2 separate regions of the Mus musculus genome follow, and region 2 is linked to region 1. The links are chromatin loops, found by intact Hi-C in ENCODE. Cell type or tissue: heart. All regions are shown on one strand. Links, peaks and the distances in the headings refer to the core of each region. The heading gives the core; the rest is flanking DNA.

What was found. A loop is a pair of places that touch in the nucleus more often than their neighbours do. Peaks named below come from ENCODE experiments on the same cell type or tissue, not always from the same donor. Only the 100,000 strongest peaks of a DNase experiment are listed, where the experiment ranks them.
Region 2: it touches region 1 in a loop (2.2-fold over the local background); 8 of 42 quality-filtered maps call a loop at or near these places.

The regions. Positions count from the first base shown.
Region 1 is chr9:101,075,691-101,083,690 of GRCm38, forward strand. The region is part of intron 1 of Msl2 (MSL complex subunit 2); the gene reads left to right. Among named protein-coding and RNA genes, the nearest start is that of Msl2, 4.9 kb to the left of the region's middle. In heart, for the core only: a CTCF peak has its summit at 4,485; no DNase peak of the experiment used is centred there; H3K4me3 peaks cover 3,580 bases; H3K27ac peaks cover 1,175 bases.
Region 2 is chr9:101,147,834-101,157,970 of GRCm38, forward strand. It overlaps Ppp2r3a (protein phosphatase 2, regulatory subunit B'', alpha), which reads right to left. Exons shown (of 14, transcript NM_001161362.3): 7 at 5,955-6,041; 8 at 749-905. Among named protein-coding and RNA genes, the nearest start is that of Gm24338, 70 kb to the right of the region's middle. In heart, for the core only: a CTCF peak has its summit at 5,252; no DNase peak of the experiment used is centred there.

The sequences.
Region 1 (8,000 bases), core at 1-8,000:
TTAAAATACATTTTAAAAAATTCTTCGACGGCTTCACACGTATAGCGGTGATGTCTTAAATGGGGTTGAAATGCCAGCGGCATGCTGCCTTCTTTTTAAAACCTCTGCTGCGGGAACTGATTGAATACCATTGTCATTAAATGTGGTCAAACATTGTTAAGAAATATGCACTGCACTCGTGTTTTGCAGAGGGTGGATGGTATAATCTTGATGCACCTCCAGCCAGAGACCTCAGTGCCCCAGGTTCTACAACAGATGGTTTGAAGGTTAGCACTGACCTAATGAAGCTGATGGTACTTTTTAGTTGGTGAGATCTTTTTACAGACTAGATTTTCTGTAGTTTTAATGTCAGGTGGCCTGGCAGAGTCGCATTGTTTATTTACTTGCTTATTTAAGACAGGTTCCTACTATGTAGCTTAGGCGGACTTCGAACTAGTGGTCTTAGTGTCTCAGTCTCTTGAATGCCGGTATTTCAGGCATGCACAGCCATGTCCCGTTTCAGAGGATTATTTTAAGATTTTTTTCAAAGGGTATTAGCCCCTGTCGGTTACAATACTTAATCAATCGTAAGAGATGAGTGAAAATATTGTCTAACTGGAAAGTGTTTAAAGGGTGATGACTCGTGTTAACTGGGCACAAATAGTATTTGACACTCAGAAAACCAGAACGATTATCCTCTGTCCCTCTTGAGATGGTATAAGTCCTCCGCCTATTAGAAAACGAGACGTTTAATAGAAATGAGAGCAACAAGGAAGTACTGATGATGTTCTCCACTTACTGTGTTGGAGGCTTTGTTAACCCAGACTCTCTGTTCAGTCACAATTTAGACATTGAGGCCCTTGAAGTGGAGATAGTAATGGCTGAGCCATAGAAATGGTATTCAGGATTCATCCATCATTTTTGTATAGCTCAGGGCCGGACTCTGAGGGGTGCCAAAAGGGTGGAGATTGGGTTTTTCCTGGTTAGGTACTTAATTTCGTAAGCGTTTAAGCAACCAAGTGATTAAGCACTTGCCTTGACGACTAACACACAGTACTTACAGGGAAGCAGTCGCTCAGAGCAGATGACTAAACCGCTGCCTTAGGCCTCAGCGTCTTGGTGTGTGAAGTGAGGGCTTTAGGGCTAGGTGCTGTTAGTTTGCTTTCAGTTTAGATAAAGCCAAGGGGAGTGGACTGAGAATTTGCTTGGTTTAATGGTATTCTCTCTTGCAGTCTCATTTTTAATTTTTTAGTGGCGCTGGTCATCAAAATCAGGGCCCTGCCTCTGAGTTCACTTACAGAGCGTGTAAGCTTGAGGCTCTGGTGTGGCCCAACTTCTCCCTGACATGCCTCCCCCTTTGTTTTTGAGGAGGATCAGTAGGTTTGTTGAAGTGGTAAAGTAGGGGACAGACAGGTCAGTAAGGTCATGGCCATATTATTCTGTAGACAGTTGTACTTAGTAAAGGCATTTTCAGCTAACACTTGAAAATATGTTAACCCTCTTTACCAGATGGGCAGGTCTTAGCTCTGCTAGAAAATGGTGATTGTGGACGGTGCTTGGAACTTGAAAACCTTTGCTTTTTGCATCGCTGAGTGGGCAGCCCAGGGCTTTCAAGGGCCAGATAAGCATCCTGCTCTACACTATATTCTATCTCTCTCTCTCTCTCTCTCTTTCTTTTATTTTTCCGAGACATGTCTCACTACATATACTAGGCTGACTTCAAACTGATGAAGATCCTGCCTCAGTCTTCTCAGTGCAAGGATTCTTGGTGTGTTCCACCACGCCAGGTGGGATTTTAAATTATTCAGAGATGGTTTAACTAAGCATGGCCTTAATAATTTAAACATGGATTTAAAAAAGACATTAAATATAAAGTCACATTAAAAAGATTACTTTTATGTGTTTGGCTGTTTTGTCTGTGTGTGTGTGTATACACTGTGTGTGCTGTGCCTGAGGAGGTCAGAAGAGAGTTGTATCCCCTGGGAATGGAGTTCCTATTATGAGCTGCCATGTAGGTGCTGGGAGTCAAGCCCTGGTCTCCTGAAGAACAGTTTGTGCTCTTAACTGCTGAACTATCTCATTGGCCCTGAAGTTCCACATAAGAAGCCTATTTAATACTCAAGTCTTGGCAACACAATTGATTTTATGACTGTTTAACTTAGTGATTATTCTCTTTGGCTCTTGTCTCCTTTCCTTTCATATTATGGAAAAGGTTTGTGGGTTTTACTTAAAATTGGGTGGCCTTTCATGACATTTTGATAATAAGAGATACTGGTCTAAGTTTTTCCCCCATACCCCACAAGCCCATGATTATGAAGAGAAGGAGAAATTATTTTTATTCAGCTCTAGCACTGCTTATTTTTGTGCCAGGTGCAATCCTATAATTTTTTTTAAGGTCAAAAACAAGCTCACTAATAATATTCATGTGCAGTTTTATTTCATGAAAATAATAAATATGTGAAAATTAAATTTAATTCTGTCCTGGTGCTGTAAATAGGATGTTGTATTTGTGGTCAATATTCCACAATAAAATAGATGTTTTTATTTTGTTTTTACCTTTTTAAGCATGTTATTTATATTTTTCTTCCTTATGTTTCTTCCCCACTTTCTGGGGCTTGAACATGGGACCTTGTGCATATCATATACCATGGGACCTTGTGCATATCATATACATGTATAGTTGACTAGCTTGAACTAGGTCCTTAAACTAGTGACCGTCACTCCTCAGCCTTGTGAATACTTGCCACTAGAGTCCTGCATCCGTAGGGCCTGGCTTCCCTAAAGTTTCTCTTGCCTTAAGATAATGCTCACTTTCTGTAAAGGTCCTAAAACTCAATTTGTTCCCTTCTGTGAATGTTCCTTGCTCACTCTACCTCTATAACTCTTCGTTGTAGTTGTTAGGCTATGTTATAGTTCCTTTCAACTCAGATTTGATAGTTATCTTAGGACCTGCTGTATGTATGTCTCTGGGGGGAAAACTGTTTGTTGTGCATTTTGTGCTGCTCCTTTCACTCTTTTCTGCCCAAGGAGGGAGGGGAAAAGCCCAATGTTCGCGCTCTCTCGCGCTACTTGTCTTAGTTAGGGCACCATGACCATGGCAGCTCTTACAAAGGGAAACATTTAGCTGGGCCTGCCTTACTGGGTCAGAGGTGTAGCACATAAGTGTTAAGGCAGGAAGCATGGTGGCCTGGCAAACAGACATGGTGCTAGAGAAGGAGGCCAGAGGCTTCTGTATTTGGATCTGTAGGTACCACAAGGAGAGAGAGAGGGAAAGAGAGACAGAGACAGAGAGACAGAGAGAGGAGAGAAAAAGAGAGAGGCACACACAAACACACGCATGGCAAGCTTGAGCTTCTAAAACCTCAAAGCTTTCCCTTGGTGATAAACTTCTGCTCCAGCAAGTCCACACCTACTCCAACAAGACCTCAAGTCTTTATCCTTTCAAAATATTCCACTCCCTATGAACCTGTGGTATCCATTTTTATTTAAACCATTGTACTACTGAACACAAGTTGCTTTAAAATTTGCTCTAGTTAGTTTCCTTTATCTGTTTTTTCCTTAAATGTAGTTATTTGTGGGCTTATTATTACTTTTTGAAATAATAATAAGCCTGAGTGCCTATGTGCCCCAGGGGCACACAGGTGCCCTAGGAGGTCAGAAGAGGGTCTTGGAACCCGTGGAACTGGAGTTTTAGTTTGTGCTAGGAACTTAATCCCCGTTCCTTGTAAAAGTGGCAGGTGCTTGCTTGCTTGTTTGTTTAAGACAGGTTTTCTCTGTGTGTGTAGCCCTAGCTGTCCTGGAACTGGGTTTATAGACCAGGCTGGCCTGCCTTTGCCTTCCAGTTGTTGGAATTGAAGTCAGGTACCACCACCGCCTGCTAGTAGCAGGTGTTTTTAACTGGATAGCTATCTCTTCAGCTCCTATGGTGGGCTTTCTTCTTCTTTTTAATTTGAGAGAAGGCCTCACTAGTCCTGGCTGGTCTGGAATTTCTGTGTAGTTAAGGCTGGCCTCTCACAACAGTCTGCCTGCCTCTACCTTGAGAGTGTTGGGATTAAATGCAGTGTGCCACTGTACTTAGCTGTAGTGTCTTAAAAGAAAAAAAATTAAAAAAAAATTATTTTATGTGTGTTAATGTTTTGGCTGCACTCATGTGTGTGTATGTGTGTGCATGCGTGTGTATACCTAATATGTGCTCTTAGAGTCCAGAAGGTGTTGCCAGATGTCTTGCAATTGAAGTTAACAGATGGTTATGAGCTGCCATATGAGTGTTGTTATCTGCTTAGTTTTTTCTTTAGTCCTGTCTTGAAACATTTTAAACTTACAGGAGCAAATCTATCTACTGAAAGTCTTGGACTGGCACATACTGGATGCTCGATATCTCACTTACAAAGGTTGTTTTTTGTTTGTTTGTTTGAGATTTTATTTATCTTTTGTATGTGTATCACTAGTATGTATGCTAGTTTATATATCTGTACTGTGTGCATGCAGTGCCTGTTGAGGCCACAAGAGAGTGTTGGATCTTTTGGAACTGGAGTTACAGACAGTTGAGAGCTGCCATGTGGATGGTAGTAACTGAACCAGTGCGCTAACTGAGCAATCGCTCCAGCCCCACTCTCCAGCCCCACTCTCCAGCCCCACTCTCCAGCCCCAGGGTGCTTCATATCCCATGATGAAAAAGAGCCTGTAACAGTCAGGTCACTTGTTAAATGTGGAACAGTCACTGGATTGCAGATTTGTTTTTTTGAAGTGTTAACAATGTCACTGTTTGTTTTTCAGTTACTTTGTATATTTCAAGAGTCTGACATCTCTAATGAATGAGGTGGCAGCGCTGCAGAGAATTGCTGTTATTTCCAGATCACAGGGAGTGGCTGGAACAGTAATTGAGTACTGTTTTTAAGTGTCAGTACTAAGGTCTTATTTTTAATGTTAGCTTGGCATTGTCAGGTAGTTGGGTTTCTTTTGTTGGTCTGAGAATTGATACACCAGCTGTATGGATTTAAGGTTTTTGTAAACTTGTCAGTCTTCAAGTGGTATACATTTGATAAACAGATTAGACTGTTAGAACTTGAAGTTATTGTGGGAGATATTTGAAGTCCTATAAAATAATATGGTCAGATTTGTACTTTGGAATATAAATATTATCCTGGTACTTTAATGAGTCTAGAAACAAAGTGGTTTAGGCTTGCCTTTTAGGTATTATAATTGTTAATAAGTAGGCAGGGCCTGGATTGGAGATTAATATTTTCCACTGAAATAGTATGGACATAGTGACCAGTATTGTTTGTTGTTTTGTATGTTAAGGACTTTAAAATGTACTGACTTTAAAAAATGTTTATTAGTGGGCTGGAGAGATGGCTTAGCAGTTAATAGCACTGGTTGCTCTTCCATAGGTCCTGAATTCAATCCCATCAACCACATGGTGGCTCACAATCACATTTAAAAAAAGAGGGGGGGGGTCTGATGTTCTTTTCTGTCATACAGGTATACATGCACATAGAACACTCATGTGCATACATAAATTAATCCTTAAAAATGTTTTATTAGTGTGAGTGCAATATGTGTGTATGTGCATGATGTATAGGCATGGAGTTTGGAGGACAGCTTTCTGGAGTTGGTTCTCTTCATCTTTATGTGGGTCTGGGGGATTGAATTTTAAGTTGCCAACCTTGTATGCAATTGTTAATAGCTGTTGAGCCATCTCAATATCCCTGTATACTTGCCATCTCTTCATAGTCCTGCATATTATGTGGTGCTCCTATTACATGGTGCTGGGAGGTGGGTGGCTCCCCCATGGGCGGAGTCTTATTTTTACTTGGTTTAGTCACCACTGTACCTCTGTATCTGACTGCTATTAAAAAGTATTTGTTGCTGGGATTTGAACTCAGGACCTTTGGAAGAGCAGTCGGCACTCTTAACCGCTGAGCCATCTCTCTAGCACCAACCACATGGTGGCTCACAACCATCCATAACAAAATCTGATGCTCTCTTCTGGTGTGTCTGAAGACAGCTACAGTGTACTTACATATAATAAATAAATAAATATTAAAAAAAACCTAATTTGTAAATACCAGGGGACTTCTGATTCATGTGTGACTTACTTTATACTTTTTTTCTTTTAGAGAGAAGCTAAATTAAAGGCCATCTGAGTAATTAGTTGTATATGTATTATTTGTTTTTAAATTTTAGCTTGCACAGTCTTTTTTTTAAAGATTTGTTTATTTTATGTATGTAAGTACACTGTGGTTCTCTTTATACACACCAGAAGAGGTCATTGGACCCCATTACAGATGGTTGGGATTTGAACTCAGAACCTCTGGAAGGCCAGTCAGTGCTCTTAATCTCTGAGCCATCTCTCCGGTCCTCAATATTATTAATTTAAGGTTTTACATTTATCCTTTTTCTTAAACGTTAGTCCTTTTTATAATTAGTATGTTATTCTCTTTGAGTCTGATGGCACATGACTTTAATTCCAGTTCTTGGGAGGTGGAACAGAAGGACTCAGCATTGGAGACTATAGTCTGGGCTTCATAGCCTCAGTGCAGCCTGTAGAGTCTGGTAGAAGGCTTACTTATTAGCATGTGCACCCTGGGCTTGGCTTTCTAGCATCACAAAAAGGAAATGAAATCAATAAGTTCTCTCTGTCTGTCTGTCTGTCTGTCTGTCTGTCTGTCTCAGCTAGGCTGGCTCACTGGGCAGTAAGCCTAAGGGGTCCTGTTGTATACCTCTCTAGCCCTGAGATGATAGGTGGGCCCAGCTTTTTCTTTGGGTTCTGAAGAATAAACTCAGGTCATGATGTTGGCACAGCAAGCACTTAACTGACTGATCCATTTCCTCAGTTCTACTTTGCTTTTATAAAACAAATTTTAAACATTTATTTTGTATATGTGTTTATGTGCACACACTTATGGTTCTCTCAACCATGTGGATCCTAGGGAATCAAACTCAGATCTTCAGGCTTGGCAGCAATGTGTCTTTAAATGCTAAGCCATCTTATTAGCTTTGTGTGGGTACACTTGACTGCACTGTATGTATGCTTAATAGAAATGGATGATATTATTTATCTTTTTTGTGTCTGGCTTATTTTACTTGGCATTATTTATGTCCTTAGGTTTCTCCATGTTATATCATGTGACAGAATTTCCACTATAAGGCTGAGGAATAATTCTGTATATACATGTATTTGTTTTCCATTGTTCCATAGATGGGCATTTGGATTGCTTCTGCCTCTTGGTTATTGTGAACAAGAGCATATAAATACCTCAAGTATTACATCTTTCCTATTTGTAGTTGGTACTTTGCACAATTTCAATTACTTGCAGTCAACCATGGCCTAAAAATATCAAAGGAAAATTCTGAAAAAACACTAATTTATAAACATTAAGTTGGTCTTTGTTCTGTCCTGCTCTTTCTTCTATTCTGGATAAACCTTTTAGATACTTTGTATATGCTTTTATGTATATACTTTGTATATGCTACCCACTCTATTGTATTTAGTTTTTTTTTTTTTTAAGACAGGGTTTCTCTGCAAGCCCTGACTGTCCTGGAATGCACTCTGTAGACCAGGCTGGCCTCGAACTCAGAAATCTGCCTGCCTCTGTCTCCCAAGTGGGATTAAAGGCGTGCGCCACTACTCCCTAGCCAGAGGTCTTGATTATTAAACTCAGTATGCAAGATTTACACCATGATGCTTGTGTTCATATAGCCCTTATTTTACTTAATAAATGATTAGAGGAGTGACTAGCAATTTAGAATTTTCTAAGAGAAGCATTAGAAAGATTTCTTTTAAGTGAAAAGGTGAAAGCTTTCAACTTAAAGAGGGTTCTTTAATTTTTTAAAGTTGTTAATTCTTTTTTTTATTGTTGTTGTGTTGTGTTTTGTTTTGTTTTTTTCCAGACAGGGTTTCTCTGTGTAGCCCTGGCTGTCCTGGAACTCATTCTGTAGACCAGGCTGGCCTCTGCCTCCCAAGTACTGGGATTAAAGGCCTGTGCTACCACTGCCCGGCCTAACATGTTTTTAAGATC
Region 2 (10,137 bases), core at 1,257-9,256, 73 kb after region 1:
GGTCTATGTTGCCCAGGCTGGGTTCCAAATACTGCTTTACAGAAGTCCTCCTGCCTTAGCTTCTTCAGGATCTGAGACTATAGGCCTGGGCTGCTCAGGTTGGCTCAAAATCAAACCACATCAAACCAGATTAGACCAGACCAGACCAGACCAGACCAGACCAGACCAGACCAGACCAGACCAGACCAAACCAAACCAAACCAAACCAAACCAAACCAAACCAAATCTCAGTTTCTTAAATGTGCAAAGCTCTATGAAACTTGATGATCAGATAAAACTAGCTAAGGGTAGGGAGTTCATTTTTTAGCATTAACATTAATTTTTACTTAACAGTAAGAATACTGGTAAATAAGAAAGTTTTCAAATAGACTTGCATCTAACTATCAGCATATAATTATGACACGTACAACTACAAAGACTTCCCAGTTTAAAAACTGTGGTTATTTACTTACCTCCAAACACCTTCTCTGGTCTCTACGTTTAAAAAATTATCTTTGGCTAGGCATGGTGGCACATACCTTTAATCCCAACACTGGAGAGAGGCACAAGCAGGCAGTTCTCTATGAGTATGAGGCCAGCCTGGTTTACAGAGTAAACAAACAAACAAAATCTTTGTACATTCTCATTTAAACATTATTGGCCTTATAATGAGACTTGAAGAATTTAAGAAAGGGCATTTCTCATCACAAGGGTAGACAATTTATACAACTTTAGAAATAGCTTTACTTTAGCATCTAGAATCACTTACCCTGGTCATTGTATCGAGACAGATCAGCTTGACTGATGTACAAGTCATGATCACCATCTAGTTCCCAGAATTTACAATAAATGACATAGAAATGTTCATAAGAGAAGTAATCTGTGATTTGGTTTATATCTTCCTCTTCCTCCAAAAGGGCCAGAGTCTGAAATGGTATGAATAAAATATTTATTTATTTATTTATTTATTTATTTATTTATTTATTTAGGTTTTTCGAGACAGGGTTTCTCTGTATAGCCCTGGCTGTCCTGGAACTTACTTTGTAGACCAGGCTGGCCTCGAACTCAGAAATCCGCCTGCCTCTACCTCCCAAGTGCTGGGATTAAAGGTGTGTGCCACCATGCCCGGCCCAAGAATTAATTTTTAAATGATGTTCAATTAGTTTTGGTTATTATAGTCTCAAAAATTTCTGTTCATTAACTTAAAATTTTGATTTTGGTACCAAGCCAGGAACTCTGTGTGTGTGTGTGTGTGTTTGTGTTTGTGTGGTCTGAGACAGGGTTTCTCTGGCTCTCCTGGAATTTGTTTTGTAGACTAGGCTCACCTCAAACTTGGAGATCCACCTGCCTATGCATCCTGAGTGCTAGGATTAAAGGCGTGCATCACCACTGCCTGGCCAAAAGAGTAACTTTTTAATAACCAGTCCTCTACTATTCATGTTCATAAACTAAGATTCCTTAATTTTTCAAAATTATATGAGCAATATTAAGAAGAATGTGGATATATATATAATGTTTGGCTTTGTAATGGAATCAAGTTTATCATAAGCATTACTTATGTATACAATTGAGGTTGCATATGGTGGCTTGAAACAGAAGGCAGTGGGTGGAGCTAAGGACTCTGAGCTAGTCTCTGTCTCAGTTTGTACCACTAGGAGATTCCAGGAATAATGGCTTTTGTATACATAACTCTGTAGTTACCAAAATTATCAATTAAGTGGGTAGAAAAATGAAAACATTTTTATAAATGAAAGAAACTTTAAGAAAAATTAATAGAAAAATGTCAGGAATAAATATAAATGGACTAAATCTCCTTATTAAAATATTTTTGATCAAATATAAAAAAATCCCTCAAAACATATATATATATACACATATACACACACACACACACACACACACACACATATATATATATATATATAAAAGAGATATGTCTAATGGGGCTGGTGAGATGGCTTAACAGTAAAGGTGCTTGCTACTAAGCATAATGAATTGAGTTTGATACCAGGGGCCATACTGAAGGAAAGAACAGATTCCTGACTTCTGACCTTTACCTGATCACTCATACCACACACAAATGTAATAAAAGTTTAAAAAGAAAATGTCCAAAATAAGAGGCCCATAAAAGACAAGTGTAAATAAAAAGAAAACTAGCTAACAATACTAACTGGAAATAAAGTGGGATACAAGGCAGAAAACACAAAGGACAGAGTATGAACTCGTAATAGGAATGCATCGCTCTGATTGTGGCGGTCTCAACAGTGCCATGGGAAGTGGCACCATTAGGAGGTGTTGCCTTCTTGGAATAGGTGTAGCCTTGTTGGAGGAAGTGTGTCACTGTGTAGATGGGCTTTGAGGGCTCTGAGTGTTCAAACTCCACCCAGGGCAGAAAAGACCCTCTTCCTGGCTGCCTGCAGAAGAGTCTTCCCCTCCTTTTGCTTCCACTGAATCAAGATGTAGAACTTTCAGCTCCTTCTCTAGCACCATGTCTGCCTCAACTGCTGCCTTGATTCCCACCATGATGATAATGGACTGAACCTCTGAAACTGTAAGCCATCCCTAATTAATACTGTCCTTTGTAAGAGTTGCCTTGGTCACAGTGTCTCTTCACAGCAATGCAACCCAAACTAAGACACTGATACATTATTTTTAAAATGTTTACAATAGGAAGTGATTTTGTAAATTGAAAAAAATCATTAAAATTATATAAACTGTTTAATGGAAGGTTATTAAGTAAGCAAAATTAAGTTATAGTCTTCATAACACAAAGGAAACACATGGTATAAGTGTACATTAACTTTTGCTGTTTGTTGCCATCCTGCCCTGCTTGGGTCCCCTCACAGCAAGAGAATGAAGAAAGGACAGATAGACAAACAGGCACACATACAGGAAAGCTGGGATCTGGTGGGGTTCTCTAGAACTGCCCTGGAACCTCAGTTTGTTTATCAGTTACAGCACAGGGTGGTAGTAGGATTTAAGCTGGTCTCAGCAGGAAGTCTTTGTAGGTGAGCTATACCAGGAGGAAGAAGGCACAGTTGCTAGTTCTTGCACACATAGATTACTCATCCACAAACACTCATACTTTGACTCAAGAAAAGCTTTGTCATCTCTTTTGACCCTAGCCCATATGGGTAAAGAGTCTGCCAGTTTCTTACGGGCTGTCTGTTCTTGATTCCTCCATAGGCTCTGCCCATGTCATAATACCCATCCACTCAGGATTTACTCACTTAGGGCTTCCTCTGCTCCCAAGTTAGTGAATATGTAAGAGAAAGGATGAATTGGATTTTAAGAGTTAATTTAACACCATCTATTAAAGTATCATTTAATCCAGGATTTTCTTTTTAGTAGTCTATCCTAGAGAAATTGTTATTCATATACTCAGAAGAGTATGGTTCAAGGATGGTCCCTAAATCATTGTAATAGAACAAAAATATAAAAATGTCCTAAGCCTCAGTTGAGGAATATATAATCAATTACAGCATAGCCATGCAATCAATCATGCAGAATAGATGGACAGAAATAGAAGGAATCCTGAGACATTTTCAAGAGGAAAGAAAACCCACCAAATTTATAAAGTAGTATGTATCTCCCACATACTTAAAAAAAGGCCCCATAGAGCCAGTAGGATGGCTTAAGAGGGTAAAGGTTCCAATTCTGCCAAGCCCGATTCCCTCAATTTGATACCTAAGACCCAACTCAACTCTGGCAACTTGTTTTTCTGACAATAGCATTTGTATGCTACCCCAACTCCAAATGAATAAATGAATGAAAATATCCTTCTATATAGCATTCTCATAAAACAAAACAATATACTATGTATATAAAATAAGGCCACTGGGGTTGGAGAGATGGTTCAGTGGTTAAGTGCAATGGCTACTTTTTCAGAGGACCCAGGTTCAATTTCTAGCACTCACATGATAGCTCACAACTCTCTGTAATTTTAGTCCCAGGGGACCTGACACTGTCTTATGGCTTCTGAGTGCACCAAGCATACATGTAGTATACATATATACTTGCAAACAAAACTCTTACATACATAGATAAATGAATAAAATTTAAAATAAGAATACAGATAGATAAGTTCTCTATGGGAAGTGCATGAAATGCTGGGTGGATAAGCAGTGATGGTTAACCCCCAGGACAGGGTTTCTCTGTGTAGTCATGGCTGTCTTGGAAATCACTCTGTAGACCACACTGGCCTCGAATTCACAGAGATCTATTTGCCTTCCTCTGCCTCCCTATTGCTGAGATTAAAGGTGTGTGTTACTGCCACATGGCATAAACAGTGATTTTTGATTATTTTTTACTCTAAATATATTAATAGAACTAGAATATTTTGAGCATTTGTTCATAGACTCAGAAGAAGACTAAGGAGATGGGTAAGAAAAAGAAAGAAAGAAAAAGAAAAAGAGGAGAAGAAAATAAATCACCCCGTAGAAAGAGAACATTTGACTTCTACTCTCAGTTCTGCAGCCTGTTTCTGTGTGTTTCTGTGCAAGTTACTCAACAATACCTGAGTCTCAGAAGATTTTATTAAAATAATAAAAGATTAGAGCCTCCAGTGACGGCACAAGGGTTAGAAGCATTTGTTGCTCCTGCAGGGATCTGGGTTCAGTTCCCAGTACCCACACAATGGCTCCCAGTCATTCAGAACCCAGTTCCATCTGCTCCAACACCCTCTTCTGACCTCCTTGGCAACAGCCACACGTATAGTACATATACACACATGCCTTACAATGTGAGAAATTATAATTTTTGTTATTAAGGAAATTACTGTTTTCTTAACCCATTTTTAAATACCAACTGAGAGCCCAGGCAGACATCAGATGTTCAATGACTACAAACAGACTGTTCATTTTAGAGCAGTACTTCCTAGTCTTCCTAATGCTGCAATCCCTTAATACAGTTCCTCATATTGTGGTGATCCTCAAATATTACTTTCATTGCTACTTCATAACTAAATTTTGTTACTGTTATGAATTGTAACATAAATATCTGATATGCAGGGTTGTTTAATCTTCAAAGGAGTTGTGACTCACAGATTGAGAATTTTTGTTATAGAGTAACAAAATATTTATTTCTACGTTATGGTTTGCTAATTTTCCAAGTCTTCAATACCTTGTCTAAGTAACGTGAAGATAAAATAGGGAGGATACAGAGCAATAAGGTACGGTTATTATTAAAGGTTTGTTTAGCATGATCCATTTAAAATACTTTTTTTTTTCAAGTGTGAATCATTCTATTTTCTTTATATATTACTTTGGTAAAAGGCTCCCACTAGTGGTCAATAGTTTTTTGTTTGATAAGATAACTGAATAAGGGAACGCCAGGGCCAAAAAGGGGGAGTGGGTGGGTAGGGGATTGGGGGGGTGGGTATGGGGAACCTTTGGGATAGCATTGAAAATGTAAACGAGGAAAACACCTAATTAAAAAAAAGATAACTGAATAAAATGTATTATTTCTAGCAAAGCAGAGTCATTACTGAATCAAGTCTATATACTTCCATTTCTTTGGCAAGCCCACTTTTCCAACCTAGTTACTATCACTGGAGCCCTGGCCACTTCCACTAGTTGGAAATTCTTGAACAGGAGGGACATTTCTGCTTCTGGCTCTGGCTTGTGCTGCTGCTGCTTCCTGGAAGCCCTCTTCCTATTGAGAGTTTATCTTGCTAAACTCCTGATATTCTCCAAGATGAAAATCATATGTCGATCCTTCTGAGCTTCTTCTGCAACTTTTATGTGCATCTATCAATTCAGCTGTAGATGTGCATTTCTGTTTTTGTTTCACAGTGGATACCTTCAGGCAGATAGCCCATATTATTTTTATTTTAACAGCCTTTTCCCCACATGAGTAACTGATAAGTGCTTATAGCCTGGAAGAAGTAATACTTAGAACTTTGCAATAGAGTAAGAAAAGAAAAGTAAGTAAAATTATTAAATTGGCCCTTATACATCTTTATATGAGAGGCATACTTGCAAAAAGTTGCTTTTTCTTATCTCTGTTGAAGTAATTTTTCCACTCCAAGATCTGTTGACTGTGTAGAATATTCTCTGAACAACCTAGTTTCAAAAGGAAAACAAAGTCAATTAAAAGACAAGTTCAGATCTCTAATACCCTACTGAAGGCCAGTTATGCATATCTGTAGAACTAATTTAAGCAACTACTTTTAATGTTAATTGCAATTTTGAATAAAAAATAAAACTATGTGTTTTAACCCCACATATATAGTATAAATTCATCTCTGTAAGAGAAAAAAACTCCATTCATGTTTTCATTTCCTAACCACTTGTATTACCCCACTGTGTCTCAATTACACAGGGACACCTTATTCAGTAGTGCTCATTGGACTATGTATGTTTGTTAAAGTAACGAGGTAGGGGGATTCTACTTGTGTTGGCTTAATAATCGGAAAGTCAGAGGATGGCTGTCAAACTGGTCTGATTCAAAAGAGCATTATTTTGCTTATTAAAGTTGTATTTGGGGCTTAGCTTAGTTCTTTCTCTGGAACCCTCTCAGCCTTTCCTCCTGTCCCATCTCTATTCCTTTCTGTCAGAGGATGACCCAGGAACAGTTTCTACCCAGGGACCCCACAGTCATCACACTTGCCCAGGATCCAGAGAAGGCGACAGTAGCCAAAGAACATAACATTCACCCAATAAAGAGAAGACCAAATATTGGTACCAAGAAATTCTTCAAACAAATGTTTGAAGACTAGATGAGTAGATCCCAACACAAGAAGCAAGCAGGCACAGCATTTTAATATCCAACAAACTAGACTTCAAACTAAAACTAATCAGAAGAGAAAAGAAACTACACACTCATTAAAGGAAAAAAATCAAGAGGATATTGAAATTCTAAACATTCATGTGCCAACCATAGGACCCAACTTCATAAAAGAAACACTAAAAATTATACATATTGATCTTTATAGAGTGATAGTGGGCGACTTCAATACCCAACTCTTGCCAACAAAGGTCATCCACACACAAACTAAACAGAAATACTGGAGCTAAACAATGTCATAAATCAAAGGGATATTTGTAGACATTTACTGAATATTTCACTCAAACACAAAAGAATATACCTTCTTCTCAATAGCTTATAGAACTTTCTCCAAAATTGATCATATACTTAGATACAAAGCAAGTCTCAACAGATATAAGAAAACTGAAGTAACATCCAGCCTTCTACTTGACCACCATGGATTAAAGCTGGATATCAACAAAAGAAATGTACTAAGTAGGCCAGGCAGTGGTGGCGCATGCCTTTAATCCCAGCACTTGGGAGGCAGAGGCAGGGGGATTTCTGAGTTTGAAGCCAGTCTGGTCTATAGAGTGAGTTCCAGGACAACCAGGGCTATACAGAACAAAACAAAACAAAACAAAACAACAACAAAAAAAAAAAAAAACCAAAAAAACCCCCCAAAAACCCAAAACTAAACAAAAAAGAAATGTACTAAGTGCTTACATTAAAAAAAGAAAACCTGGAGAGCTCTAATCTTAGTAATTCAGTGACACACTGAAAACCCTAGAGCAACAAGAAGAAATAATATTGTAAAAGAGTAGATGGTAAGAAATAACCAAATTCAGGAATGAAATCAATGTAATAAAACAAACAAAAATACAAATTAATGAAACAAAGAGTTGGTTATTTGAGAAAAAAAAAAAACAACAAATGGAAAAAGCCTTAGCCAAAGTAACTAAAAGACCGAGGGAGAATATCCAAATTAATAAAATTAAGAATGAAAAAGGTGGACATTAGAACAGACACTGAAGAAGTTCAGAGAATCATAAGGATAAACTTTACAGATCTATACTGCACCAAATCAAGAAACTTAAAAGAATCAATACCAAGTAAGCAATTTACAGAGACCCATAACTCCATGTTCTCTTGAGAAATTAAAGACTTTTATCTGGTGGCAGAAGTGGAGAGCGAAGTCCAGGGCCAGATTGATTCAGCCTAGAATTCTGTGAGACTTCAAAGAAGAGTTAACACTAATATTCCTCATTCTGCAAAACAGACACTGGGAGAACATAGTACAATTCTTTTTATAAGGCCACTGTTACCCCAATACCTAAACCATACAAAGAGTCAAAACGTTATATAGATCAATATCCCTTATGCATGTTGATGTAAAGATTCCAAATCAAATACTTGCAATTTAAATCCAAGAACACACCAAAAATAGTTTCCACAATGATCAAGTTGGCTTCATTCCAGAGATACAGGGATGATTCAACATATGTAAATCAGTACACAAAACCCACCAGACAGATTGGAAGATAAGAGCCACATGATTATTTCATTAGATGCTGAAAAGAAATGCAACATTCCTTCATGATAAAAGTCCTGGAGAGACTAGGAATACAAGAGACATATGTAATAAAGGCAACACTACAGCCAACATCAACCTAAATAAACTCAAATAAATTCCATTATAACCAAGAGCAAGACAAGGATATTCACTCTATTCAATATAGTACTTAGAACAGTAGACAGCTAAATAAAGGGAATGCAAATAGGAAAGGAAGAAAGCAAAATATCTTTATTTGCAGATGACATATATAAAAAAGATCCTCAAACTCCACTAGGAAACTTCTACATTTCATAAACACTTCCAGCAAAGTATCAGGATACAAAACTGACACACACAAAATCAGTAGCCTTTCTATATAAAGTGAACACTTGAGAGAGAAATCAACTATCGTTTACAATAGCCTAAATTTTTTTTTGATAACTCTAATTAAGCAAGTTAGACTTGAGTAATAAAAACTTTAAGCCATTGACAAAATAAACTGAAGAGACCAGAAGATGGAAAAATCTCCCATGCTCATGGATTGGTAGAATTATTATTGAAAAATGGTCATTTTATCAAAAGCATTCTACAGATTCAATCCCCATCAAAATTCCAACAAAATTCTTCACAGAAATTTGTTTAAACTTCATGTAGAAAGATTAAAAACTCAGGATAGCTAAAACAAATCTGAATAATAAAAAAAAATTCTGGAGGTATACACTGTCTCAGATTCCAATTCATTCTACAGAACTATACTAATAAACAGCATGGTATTGTCATAAAAACAGACATGTTGATCAATGGACTCGAAGATCCAGACTCACTTTTGATTTTGATCTGATTTTGACAAAAAGGCAAAAAATACACACTGGAAAAAAAGACATTTTCAACAATTGGTGTTGGGTAAACTGGATGGTTGCATGTGGAAGAATAAATCCGATCCATATTTATCATCCTGTACAAATTCTGATTTAAAGATCAAGGGCCTCATCATAAGACCAGATATCCTGAATCTGATAAAATAAAACTGGGGCATATACTTGAACCAATTGTCACAGGAAAGAACTTAAGACACTGATAGCACAAGCACTGAGATCAGAAATAAAAGGGACCACATGATGCTAAAAAGCTTGTGTATGGCAAAGGGCATTGTCATTTGGGGAAAGCAGCATCCTACAAAGTGGGAAAAGATCATTAACAATTATACATCTGATAGAGGATTAATATCTAAAATAACCAAAATTACAGAACAAGAAAACAACCCAAATAAAAAATGTGGTACAGAACTAAGCAGAGAATTCTCAAAAGAGGAAACACAAGTTGCTGAGGTCATCTAAAGATATGTTCAACATTTTCAGCCATCAGAGTAATGCAAATTAAGCCTGCTTAAAGACTTCATCTTACCACAGTCAGAATGGCCGTGATCAATGAAACTCAAGACAACATATGCTGGCAGGGATGTAGGGAAAGGGAACATCCATCCATTGCTGGTGGGAGTACAAGCTAGTAAAGCCACCATGGAAATCAGTGTGGCAGTTTCTCAGGAAGCTGGGATCCTTCTACCTCAATATCCAGCTCCACTAGGCATGGCATCTTTTACATCCCACTGCAGAGACCTGCTCATCCACGTTCACTGTTGCTCTAGTCAGACTAGCCAGAAAAGGAAAACCGTCAACACGCTCATCAACTGACAGTGAGTAATGGAAATGTGCTACATTTACACAATGCAATACTATTTAGCTGTTAAAATTAAGTCAGGAAATTATCAGATAAGTGGATGGAGCTAGAAAAAAAAATCCCCGAGTGAGGTAACTCCGATCCAAAGAGACAAATATTGTATGTTTTCTCTTATATGTGGA